Regions from separate parts of the Homo sapiens genome. Here region 2 is linked to region 1. The links are chromatin contacts, found by Hi-C or POLR2A ChIA-PET in ENCODE. All regions are on one chromosome and are shown on one strand. The core of a region is the stretch at or near the end of the contact, and the rest is flanking DNA. Distances in the headings are between cores, read along the strand shown. Region 1 has its middle 15 kb from the start of CCR1. Region 2 has its middle 41 kb from the start of CCR2.

Region 1 (5,774 bases), core at 991-3,490:
AAAGGAACAAAATAATGTCATTCCCAGCAACCTGGATGGAGTTGGAGACCATTATTCCAAGTGAAGTAACTCAGGAGTGGAAAACCAAACATCCTATGGTCTCACCTATAAGTGGAAGCTATGCTGTGAGGATATAAAGGCATCAGAATGACATAATGGACTCTGGAGACTTAGACGGAAGGGTGGGAAAGAGACAAGGGATTAAAGACTACACGCTGGGTGCAGTGTACACTGCTTAGGTGATGGGGGTACCAAAATCTCAGAAATCACACCTAAGGAACTTATCCATGTAACCAAACACCACGTGTTCCCCAAAAACTATTGAAATAATAAAATAAAATGATGCACATGAAGAATTTAGCAAATAATGTAAACTCAACAAACTCTGTTATTATGGTTACCTAAACTCTGTTAGACCCACCTTCGCCTTAGTGATATTAAGTTCACAACTTGAACTTGGCCACGGAGAGTATTTACACCAAGGAAACTGGAAATTGATGCTATTATATCAGGCATGTTGTGCCTGTTTTGATTCTTCCTCCAGAAAGCTGGTTGTTAACATTTACCAGCACACCATTGCAGAGTACCTATAGGCCATGAATGTACAGGGAAGATGTTTGCATTTCTTTCATCTTAAGTCTTCAAGGACAAATGGATCTGACAACAGCAACAAATACTGTATCTGAGTTTATATAAATCTTTGGTTTCAGCAGAAATAGCTTTTACTTGAATATCTGCTCTTCCCACTAGCAGCTGGGGCCTGATTCCCTAGTTGTAGGGGTATTCCTGCACATGCAAGATGCACCCCTCACATGCCCCCCGCAGCCCAATCCTTCACAAAGAGAGGTCCTGACCTTGGCTGGGCTATGTTTCAAGTCACACAAACAGTTCAAACCACACGGCTCTGCCTGCAGTTGAGGCATCTTGAACCCAATTTGCACTTCCCTTTTCTAGACTTTTAGTCTTATTCCTGTCTTCCTTTTCCCTCTGTGGGTTATTCTGCGGGGTGGGCTATTTTGTTTTGCTTAAGCCTTCATTTTTGAGCTTGCTTTCCTCCAAGAACCCCTGGCAGGTTTCCGGTTGTTGAAATGCACATTCACTTCTTCCAAAGGATCATCCTGTGTTCTTTTGCCCCTTGCAAAGCAGACCTACCCAAGACCACTGAAGACAAAGAAGGGGGTCCATGAAGGAGTGTGTCTGGGCCCCTGACTGGCCGCCACCCCTCACTTAGCTCTGCCTGCCTTTCCTCTTCCCGTGTGCCCCCTAGTCCCTCCCCAGCCCCTCTCTTGCCACTGCTGTCCACACAATTTCCCACAGGCTTCCTCCACACAAACTGGCACTGAAGATTCCCCCTGAGGACTGGGCAGGAGCCCTGAAGGTCAGATAGGCAGGCCTCCCAGGCTGTCCCACTCTCTAGGACAATAAGGCGTGACACTCTCCACATCAAAGGACCCATGTCTGAATTCCTGTTTCAGAGCAGTGAGACAGAGGAAGCAGGACCATGTATCATGCCACACCACCAATCCATATCAACACAGCAGCCACAGAGTATGGCACACCTAGGGCATTCCTGGATGGCCATGGTGGAGGTGGGGAGATGGGGGTTTCATGGGGATAGATGAACTTCTAGCTAGACTGGGCAAGTGATGGGTCCAGTATGATAATCTGGAGAAGTTACAGGGGCTGACAGGCAGCCTGGTTGCGTTACTTTCTCTTATTTAATTTGTCGCCCTCTTGCTGCTGCCTTGCCTCTGAAGCTACCTATCAGGAAGCCCTAGGATTCTTCTTGAAGGGTACTGCCAGGCTAGTAGAGAACTCAGGAGAAAAACCTCCAGAGTCCCTTAATCTTTCAGGGCCCCACCCCACAGATCTAGTGCCCTAGGTCCTGGGCTCTAACTTCAGACATCATGCATGGCCAGGCATGCTGCGCTCCTCACCTTGTTCAAGCAACAGACAATGGCAGCACCTTGCCACAGGCAGCAAGTCCTCCAGCACACCAGACCTGGCACAGCCCTCAGATGCCAGCCATGCCACCTTGGGCATTTTTATTTACCGCTTGTCAGAACCTCAGCTTCCCCACGTTTAAAATAGTGAGAGTAATATTTCTTTCTCAGGATTGTTGCAATAATTAAATATGATTCAATATGTGTCTGGCACTTGGTAAATGTTCAGCCGATGGGAGCTACGTGGCTATTTATTTCCTCATCCTATGCCTCAGTCAAACTGGTAAACATCTGTTGAATGTCTCCTATGTGCAAGAAAATTGTCAAGAAACCCTTCATGCTAAAAAGGGGAAGGAGAAAGTATATTAAGGAAGTGCTCTAAAAACTCCCTGTCCAGGTCCAGCCCAAGTTAACACTTACAGTCTTGCATGCCAAGTTTTAAAACTCTTTTGAGGCCAGGTGTGTTGGCTCACGCCTGTAATCCTAACACTTTGGGAGGCTGAGGTGGGTGGATCATGAGGTCAGGAGTTCGAGACCAGCCTGGCCAATGTGGTGAAACCCTGTCTCTACTAAAAATACAAAAATTAGCTGGGTGTGGTGGTGGACATCTGTAATCCCAGCAGAGGGAGGAGAACTGCTTGAGCCCAGGATGTGGAGGTTGCAGTGAGCCGAGATCGTGCCACTGCACTCCAGCCTGGGTGACAGAGCAAGACTCTGTCTTGAAAACAAACAAACAAACAAATAAAATCTCTTTTGAGTCTGGGCTTACATACAGTCTAATACACAGCATTTTATATCATGTTATCTGTATTACATCTTTTCTCTCCAGCTAAATTGTAAGCTTCTCAGCTGCTGGGCCCATGCCCAATCCTTTTTCATATGTTTTCCACAGTACCCAGCACTGAGATGCATATATATAAGAGGTGGTCAGTGTAAGGACTTGCTGATTAAAGTTGATGCTTGTGTGTGTGCATGCATGTTGTGTACATGCATGCAGGTGTGTGTGTGCATGTATGTATGTGTGACTATTGATAAGTACAGTTTGACCTCTTTTATTCAGAGTGACATTATCACGTGTCACTTGTATCAATCTGTTTTCCCTTTCAGCCTGCCTCAGTTTCAGGAAGCAAGAATTCTTTTGGCTCCTGACAAAGAAGGGAGAGAGACATTTTAGATCCCATGGCTTGCCTGAAACTTGGCCACGGACAGGGTGCTGGTGCAGGTATGGGACATGGATAGAGGTACTAGAGGACAGTGGATGACTTGAGCAGGTTCAGAAACATAAGCCCAGAGGTGTCGGTAAATAGAGTCTCCATCGGGTGTGATCAGGGTGTGCCAGGAGCTGGGTAGAAAGCAGCATGAGTGCCCACAGCCAGAAACAGCTCAGGGAGAGCTCTTTCAAATAAAGGGATGCATATACAAAATCGATTAAATACTCCTGCCAGTTAATAAGAAAAGGACCAATGGCCTCTTGTTTTTTAAATAGGCAAAAGACTTGATTAGAAACTTCATAGATGAGGATATCCAAATAACTAACATGTATGTGAAAATGTGCTCTGCATCACTAATCATTTGAGAAATGCAAATTAAAACCACTGGTTTTAATGAGACGAACCAATGAGACAGCAGCACATAACCACCAGAATGGCTAAAATGAAAAAAACGCAAAACAACATCAACAAAAAACCAAACCCTGGGCCAGGCACGGTGGCTCACACCTGTAATCCCAGCACTTTGGGAGGCTGAGGCAGGCAGATTACCTGAGGCCAGGAGTTCAGGACCAGCCTGGCTAACACCAACATGGTGAAACCCCATCTCTAATAAAAATACAAAAATTAGCTGGGCACGGTGGCTCACACCTGTAATCCCAGCACTTTGGGAGGCTGAGGCGGGCAGATTACCTGAGGTGAGGAGTTTGAGATATCCTGGCCAACATGGTGAAACCCTGTCTCTACTAAAAATACAAAAATTAGCCAGGCATCGTGGCACACACCTGTAATCCCAGCTACTTGGGAGACTGAGGCAGCAGAATTGCTTGAGCCTGGGAGACGGAGGTTGCAGTGAGCCGAGATCATGCCACTGCACTCCAGCCTGGGCAACAGAGCAAGACTCTGTCAAAAAAAAAAAAAAAAAAAAAGCCATCAACAACAAAAAACAAACCCTGACAATAGACAATACCAAGTATTAAAAAGGTTATGAGGCAATGAGAACTCTCACACCATGCTGGTGCAAGTATAAATTGGTACAACCACTTGAAAAATTGTTTAGCAGTATGTAAAGCTAAACATGTGCTTTCCCTGTGACCCAGCAATTCTACTTCCAGGTAAATACCCAAGAGAAGTGCACATAAACCCAAAAGATGTGTTCAAGAATGTTGTTAGTAACTTTATTCATAATAGTCTCAAACTGATAGTCCAAAATTCTTATCAGTAGTAAAACAGATAAATTAGTCATATGAGAGAATACTATATATAGTAATATAAAAGACCAAACTATTGCTACTGCATGCTACATAACCTCATTTATAATGAATTCAATAATGGTCAAAACTGATCAGCAGTGATAGAAATAAAATAGACATGACCTCTATGGAGGTGGGTACTGACTGGGAAGAAGTGCTAGGGAACATTCTGGGGTTCTAGTAATGTCTTGACTGGTGGTTACATGGGTATGTGCACATGCAAAAACTTAAGATTTAGGCATTAACTCATTAGGCATCTTACCATCTCAATCTTTAAATCTTTGAACATTTTTTAGGTAAATTGTCCATGGCATGGTGGCACCTGCCTGTAATCCCAGCTACTCGGGATTACCCAGCTACAATTGCTGGGTTGTATTGTAAGCACGAATTTAGTTTTGTAAGAAAGTGCCATGCTCTTTTTCATAATGGCTGTATTATTTTATGTTCCCAGCTGCAAAGTATGAGTGATTCATTTTCTCTGCATCCTTGCCAGTGTTTGTTTTACTATTCTTTATTTCAGCCATTCTGATAGGTATGTAGTAACATCTCATGGTAGTTTTAATTTGCATTTCCCTAAAGACTAATGATATTGAACATCTCTGTATGTGCTTAGTGGTTATCTGTATATCCTCTTCAGTGATATGTCTGTGCATATCTTTGACCATTTTCTAATTGGAATTTTTGCTTTTTTGCTTTTGAGTTTTGAGAATGCTTTATATTCTAAACAAATATTTTGTTAGATATGTTGTTTGCATTTTTGAGTTACTTCTTGTATAAGGTGTGAGGTTTAGGCTGAGGGTCATTTTGTTTTTTGGTTTATCTACGAATGTACAATTCCTCAAGCACCATTTTTTGAAAAGACTATCCCTCCATTTAATGGCTTTACACCTTTGTCAAAAAACAGTTAAGCATATTTGTGAGTCTAGTTCTGAGTTCTCTATTTGTTCTTTGATCAGTATGTCTATCTCTCTGCCAATATCACTCTATCTGGATTACTGTAGCTATATAATACGTCATGAAATCAGGTAAGTGATTCCTCTCACTTTATTATTGTTTTTCAAAATTATTTTAGCTATTCTAGGTCCTGTGACTTTCCATATAAACTTAAGAATAATAAGCTTACAAATGGCTATAAAAATTTCACTGGAATTTCTATAATATAAATTTCCCTAAACCTTGGATTAATTTGGGGAAAATTGACATCTTTACTGTTGAGTCTTCTAATCTATGAACATGGTATATCTCTCTATATTTATTTAGGTCTTCTTTGATTTATTTTATCAGCATTTTGTAGTTTTCAGCATGCAAGTCATGTACATACTTAGCTAGAGTTATACCTAAGTATCATCTAAAAGCTTTTTGGAGCAACT
Region 2 (5,774 bases), core at 1,909-4,408, 90 kb after region 1:
TTTTTATTATTTATTTAGTTAGTTAGTTAGTTATTTTTGAAACAGAGTCTTGTTCTGTCGCCCAGGCTGGAATGCAGTGGCACGATCTAGGCTCACTGCAACCTCCACTTCCTGGGTTCAAGTGATTCTCCTGCTTCAGCCTCCTGAGTAGCTGGGAATACAGGCACACACCACCATGCCTGGCTAATTTTTGTGTTTTTAGTAGAGATGGGTTTCACCACGTTGGTCAGGCTGGTCTCAAATTCCTGGCCCTGAGTGATCTGCCCGCCTTGGCCTCCCAAAGTGCTGGGATTACAGGCGCGGGCCACCACGCCTGGCCATAATTTTTTTTTTAAATTTTCTGTCTGTTGTTCAGATTAGGTCATTTCTATTGTTCATTCTTCCAGTTCACTGATTCTTTTCTCTGTCTCCTCCATTCTGCTCTTGAACCCATCCAGTCAGTTTTCTTCTAACATTTAAGCAAAATGTTTTATTGACTTTAGGTAAGCTGGGAATAATTGCCTACATTTATGCTTTAAGGCATTTTACCTCATTGTAAAAAAAAAAAAAAACAAAACACACAAAGATAAATGTTAGATACTTCTGGCTTTCATGTGTTTGAGGCTCTGGGCTGAGAGAATGTTCAGCCCTTTCCTATAATATGTGCTTCTGTATTACAACTCATCAACCAAAGGTGTATGTTCCAATTGTTGCCATTAACAAGTAGAAGTTTGTTTCTAGCCAGAAGCAAACTTCTTTGCAGAATTGATGATGACAGCACTAGCCAACCAACTAATCTACTGAAGGACTGGTGATATTGGCTTGTAAGAACCAGTAACTACAGCCTGGGGCCTGACTTCTTCTATGAAACCCTCGGAAGACTTCACTTATATTTGGTATCCAGCTTTCAGTTTGTTCTTGGCAGCCTGGACATTGAAAAGCTTTTCTTGAGCAATTATTTCCACTTGGTTATAGGTAGCCTTGATAACATCTCCAGCAGCTGCAGCCTGGAAGACAATGTACATCCTGAAGAGTCCAAAATTGGAGTAACTAGCATTAAAAACAGAAATAGCAAGTGGCTGGTGAATTGCCTTGGCAATAGCCTGCTATAGATAGCTGGTGGCATCACTGTGCCCCTTGACATATGGTGTCCCTCTTGATATGCTGAAAAACACTAAATGCATTTGCTGTGCCCTTCTTGTGGCAGCACTTTCTGCTACAAGAGCAAGCATGGACAAGACTGTCTCCATTTTGTTCCTGAATTTCACCTCCAGAGTATTTGGCTTTTGTACCAGACAAAAGAAACCCACCCCTCCTGTTGAGAAACTATTCAGCAACTTGCTTTAGAACAGGGTGACTCACACCAAGTCCAACCAAGCCATTCTTGCACTTGTGAAGTGGTTCTAAACATAGTAATGTAACTCTTCCCATGTCACTTTTCCAATCCTATAGCCAGGACAATACAAGGAATTAGCCAAGGCATCCCAATAAGCTTCAGTATGCAAATTTTCAATGACATGTGCCTGTGGATTCTGAAAATTCACAGATCTGTCTATCCTTAGCTGAGACTGAAGGCATCTACTTCCCAATGACCAAATCCTGGTGCTGTGGCGACACTGAGCAGGAACTCCATTAGAATATCAATATCACTCTGCAGACATTCCATGATGTAAGCTATGTTTTCTCTTGTTGCAATTACACTTAATTTACCACCAGCTGCTTCAATGTCATGGGCTATCTTGAAAAATGAAGCTCCTTTCGTAGTCAAACTGGATGCAAGACACAGCAAATGAGAAGTTACTAAATTGTTGGAGTCCTCATAGCTACTGCCTGCTTTAATGAACAAACCAATTCTTGATGCAGGGCATAGTTTTCCAAAGGAGAAATCATAAAACCATTTGGAAATTTGATGATCTCAAGGTCCTGATGATGTGGAGCCACTCCTATGGGGGTAGCTGTGGCTTTAACTTTGGGGGCAACTTTGAGGGAATAAAGTCTCAAAAAGAGGGAATAAAGTCTCAAGATTGTTCGTGACCCATAGTAACTTCTGGCTTAAAGGACCATTCGGCAAGTTTTTAAATGTATTTTCTATAATTTCCATGTAGTTCTTTATATTTTCTATTTCTTATTTAAAACCTCTATTTTAGCTCGTTTCCTTTGACACTGCTCTGGCAGGGAAAGGGGTGGCACTGCCTCATTACTGCCAGGTAGGGGTAGAAGTCCATTATCCACTTGGTCTCCATTGATACCCAAAGTGGGGAGAGGCTCCTGTTACTGCTGGTGAGGGTGGGAGTCCCCCCACTAAGTTTCTGCTAATACTGTCCTGGTGGCTTGCTACTATTCCCATGAAGCCTCCACTGATACTACATTACTTTTGGGTGGTGGCAAATGTCCTGCCTCTCCACTAGCCCTCCTGCTCTAAAACAACCCGAGTAGGGAGTGGGAAGGAAGCTTTGTTACTGGTAGGTGGGAGCTGAAGTCCAGACTTGCCACATTGTCCCACTGATGCTACAGGGAGGAGGAAGCGGGCCACATTACTGCCTGATAGGGATGAAAGCCCCAGCTCCCTACCTGGCCTTCGCTGATACCAGCCTGCTACAGGAGTGAAGAGAGATTTGAAGGCCTCAATATAGCCTGTCGAGGGTGGAAGTCTTGCTCCCAATGGGCCTTTAGCAGCATGGGTGGGTGTGGGGCCATAGCTGTCTCTGTACTGCTTGGCTAGAGTGGAGTATTTGAGGTCCAAAAGTTTTCTGTCTTTCTAGCCCTTTGGTTAGAAAGAGCAGACTTTTGTTGGAAGTATTTTTTTGTGTTTACCTGTTGTATTTCCAGGTTCCTAGCTTCTCCAGCACAGTCTGGGATGTGTGAGACACAGAGAAAATCCAGTGATGTTACTACCGTATGGTTTCTTGGGTCCCAACGTCTCTAGCTAATCTGCTCCACCTTTTGGAGTTTTCTTATTTGTTTTAGATCAGGGATTTAGTCATATTTAATAGGAGAAATATGGAAAAATACTTCTACTCTATCTTCCTGGAAGTTCCTGTTTATTTTTTATGTCCTTTTCCTCTGGCTAGACCGTAAGAGACTTACGAAACAAACACTTACACATTCTACTAAACTCAATGTCCAAAGTTTGTGAACTTCTTGAATATTGCTTGTTCATTTCCACCCCCAGTCACTGACTGAATCTCCCTGCTGTCTGTCTACAATGCCAATGAGCTTCTGGTTAACTTCTTCTCATGCATGCTTAGGCAACAACTTCCCAGTTTTACTACACTTGCCCATCCCTAGTTTTGTTGTTGCTTAATCCCTTGGCCTAGTGCCACCATACTCCTCCAGCAGAGCAACCAATTCTTACATTATAGGACAGCACATATCCACTAAAAACAGTTCATGCCACACCAACCACATTTCCCTTTGTCAACAAAATTACTTGATAGATAATTCCAGGAATGCCTGATGAAGCTGATTGACAACAAGATATTTGGCAGACTCTCTGCTGCCTATACATACCTTAGCATGTGGAACTCAAGTAATGAGAGGTCCATTTAATTGGATTGAATTGGGCTGGATAGGATTGGATTGAATCCTGTGGGATGGCTAGGCTAAATTAGAAATGAAGACTAGTTTAACAGCAGTATCCAAGGATAGTTGACTAATGAGTTAATTTTACTCTCAAAGACAGTCTTTAGTAGTAAGCTGTAATGCATTATATCAAACTATTTTCCAGTCAATGATTTATAAGTTACTTGAATAAGGATGCTAAAGATGTGCCTTATTGAAATGGCAATTAGCACAAAGTTGGGAATGAAATCTAATTAGTTAAATAACAGAATCACATAAAAAAGGACTTGAATAAATGTAGCATCCTACCATGTTCCTGGATAGAAAGACTGCTATCGTAAAGATATTCATTCTCCTCAGGTTAAATTATAAACTCAATGCAATTCAACAGGATTTTAAAAAACTAGACAAAGTGATTCCAAGTTTACGTGGAAAATAAAATGTGAGGGACCAAACAATATTTGAAAAAGAAAGAGAATAAAATCTCATCCTTCCAGATACCACAATGTATTATAAAGCAATAGTAATTAACATGAGGGCAGAAATGAGCAAGCAAGTGAACAAAATAAGACAGATAGTCACAGGAAACTCATATATTTATAGGTGCTTTGCGTATAATGAAGATGGTCCTTCAAATCAGTTGGGAAAAGATGGGTTATTCAATAAATGGTGTTGGGTAAAATTGGTTATACATTGGTGAGAAATAAAGTGAAACTCCTACTTTGTATCATATGCAAAAAATAGATTCCAGACAGATGAAATATTTAAATGTAAAAAATAAAATTCTAAAACTACTAGAAAAAAAAGAAGAATATTTTTATTCCTTTGAAATAGAAAAGGTCTTACTAAGCAAAACACAGAAGTAATAAATGAATAAATGAAGACAAATATGATAAAAATAAGTTAAAAATATAAGCAATCTTTCTTTGTTTTTTTTTCACCTTTCCTAGAAAAAAATATATAGGCAACTTGTTAAGCAAGGTAGATTACAAGAAAATATTTACAACATTTGACAGGCCACAGATTATTATCCAGCCTCATCTGATAAGAAAACTTCAACATAAAGATATCTGTTTTTTTTCTTATAAGGTTCCTCAAAGTGAGCCAATCACTTCTTAAGCTGAACAAAAAACAAAACAGAAGTGATCTTTTCCAATAATGAAAACAAACATTGACAGAGCAGCTGTAGGATCCTTTCAGGCAAATTATGAAAAGGTGCCCTTTCTCAGAAACCACAGTTACCATTCAGCTTTGTGACCAGAGGTTTGACTGTACCCTAGTCCCTACTAGCAACCCAACCACATAACCAACTTCAAAGGTCCTGAATGACTGTGTTGTACTTAATGGCAGATGATCTATCTCCCATTTTTGTCCTAAGGATTTTCCAAGATAATATATTTCTGCATTTGTTTTGCTTTTACTTCACTCCAAATTGAAATCTATTTGTGGGATAAGACTAAAGAAATGCTTATAGGAAAATTGATAGCACCAAATTCCTATCTTAAAAAATGAAAAAGGTTTCAAATCAATGACCTCAGCTTTTACTTTAAGAAAATAGAAAAAGCAGGATAAGCTAAAGCCAAAGTAAACAGAAGAAAGGAAATTATAAAGATAAGAGCAGAAATCAATGAATAGAAAACAAAAGAAAAAAATCAAACCAAACAGCTGATTCTTTAAGCAGATCTATAAAATTGATAAAACTCTAGCCAGATTGATCAAGTAAAAAAGAGAGAAGACACAAATTACCAGTATTAAGAATGAGAGAGGCAATATCACTACAGATCCTACAGATATAAAAAGTATAAGGGCATACTTTGAATAATTTTATGACTATAAATTAGGCAACTTAGATAAAACAAATTTCTTGAAAGACACAAACAACCAAAGCTCACCTAAAATACTCACAAATTGAATAGTCTTATAGCTATTACAAAATTGAGGCCAGGCGCAGTGGCTCAAGCCTTTAATCCCAGCACTTTGGGAGGGCTAGGAAGGCGGATCACGAGGTCAGGAGTTTGAGACCAGCCTGACTAACATGGTGAAACCCTGTCTCTACTAAAAGTACAAAAATTAGCCAGGCTTGGTGGTGCGTGCCTGTAATCCCATCTACTCAGGAGACTGAGGCAGGAGAATTGCTTGAACCTGGGAGGCAAAGTTGTGGTGAGCCGAGATCGCGCCACTGCACTTCAGCCTGGGCAACAGAACAAGACTCCGTCTCAAAAAAAAAAAAAAAA

What was found. Hi-C counts contacts between places; a loop is a spot of excess contacts on that map. ChIA-PET counts read pairs that join two places held with the same protein, here RNA polymerase II (POLR2A). Pooled maps may share reads with other maps.
Region 2: a map of CD14-positive monocyte shows a loop between it and region 1 (2.4-fold over the local background). The contact joins two enhancer-like sites. A Hi-C loop is called at or near these places in 1 of 168 maps with a recorded cell type or tissue (CD14-positive monocyte) and 3 of 50 pooled maps. POLR2A ChIA-PET finds 5 or more read pairs at or near these places in 2 of 52 experiments (MCF 10A and activated naive CD4-positive, alpha-beta T cell).

The regions. Positions count from the first base shown.
Region 1 is chr3:46,220,676-46,226,449 of GRCh38, forward strand. It overlaps a transcript of CCR3 not described here. Among named protein-coding and RNA genes, the nearest start is that of CCR1, 15 kb to the left of the region's middle. RefSeq lists an enhancer at 993-1,162. Within about 2 kb of position 2,241, at least 2 of the 41 ENCODE cell types and tissues checked have a DNase peak (open chromatin) inside an H3K27ac peak, as active enhancers do; they include CD14-positive monocyte, where a contact is called at or near this core.
Region 2 is chr3:46,309,938-46,315,711 of GRCh38, forward strand. It overlaps the pseudogene UQCRC2P1. Among named protein-coding and RNA genes, the nearest start is that of CCR2, 41 kb to the right of the region's middle. Within about 2 kb of position 3,159, at least 2 of the 41 ENCODE cell types and tissues checked have a DNase peak (open chromatin) inside an H3K27ac peak, as active enhancers do; they include CD14-positive monocyte, where a contact is called at or near this core.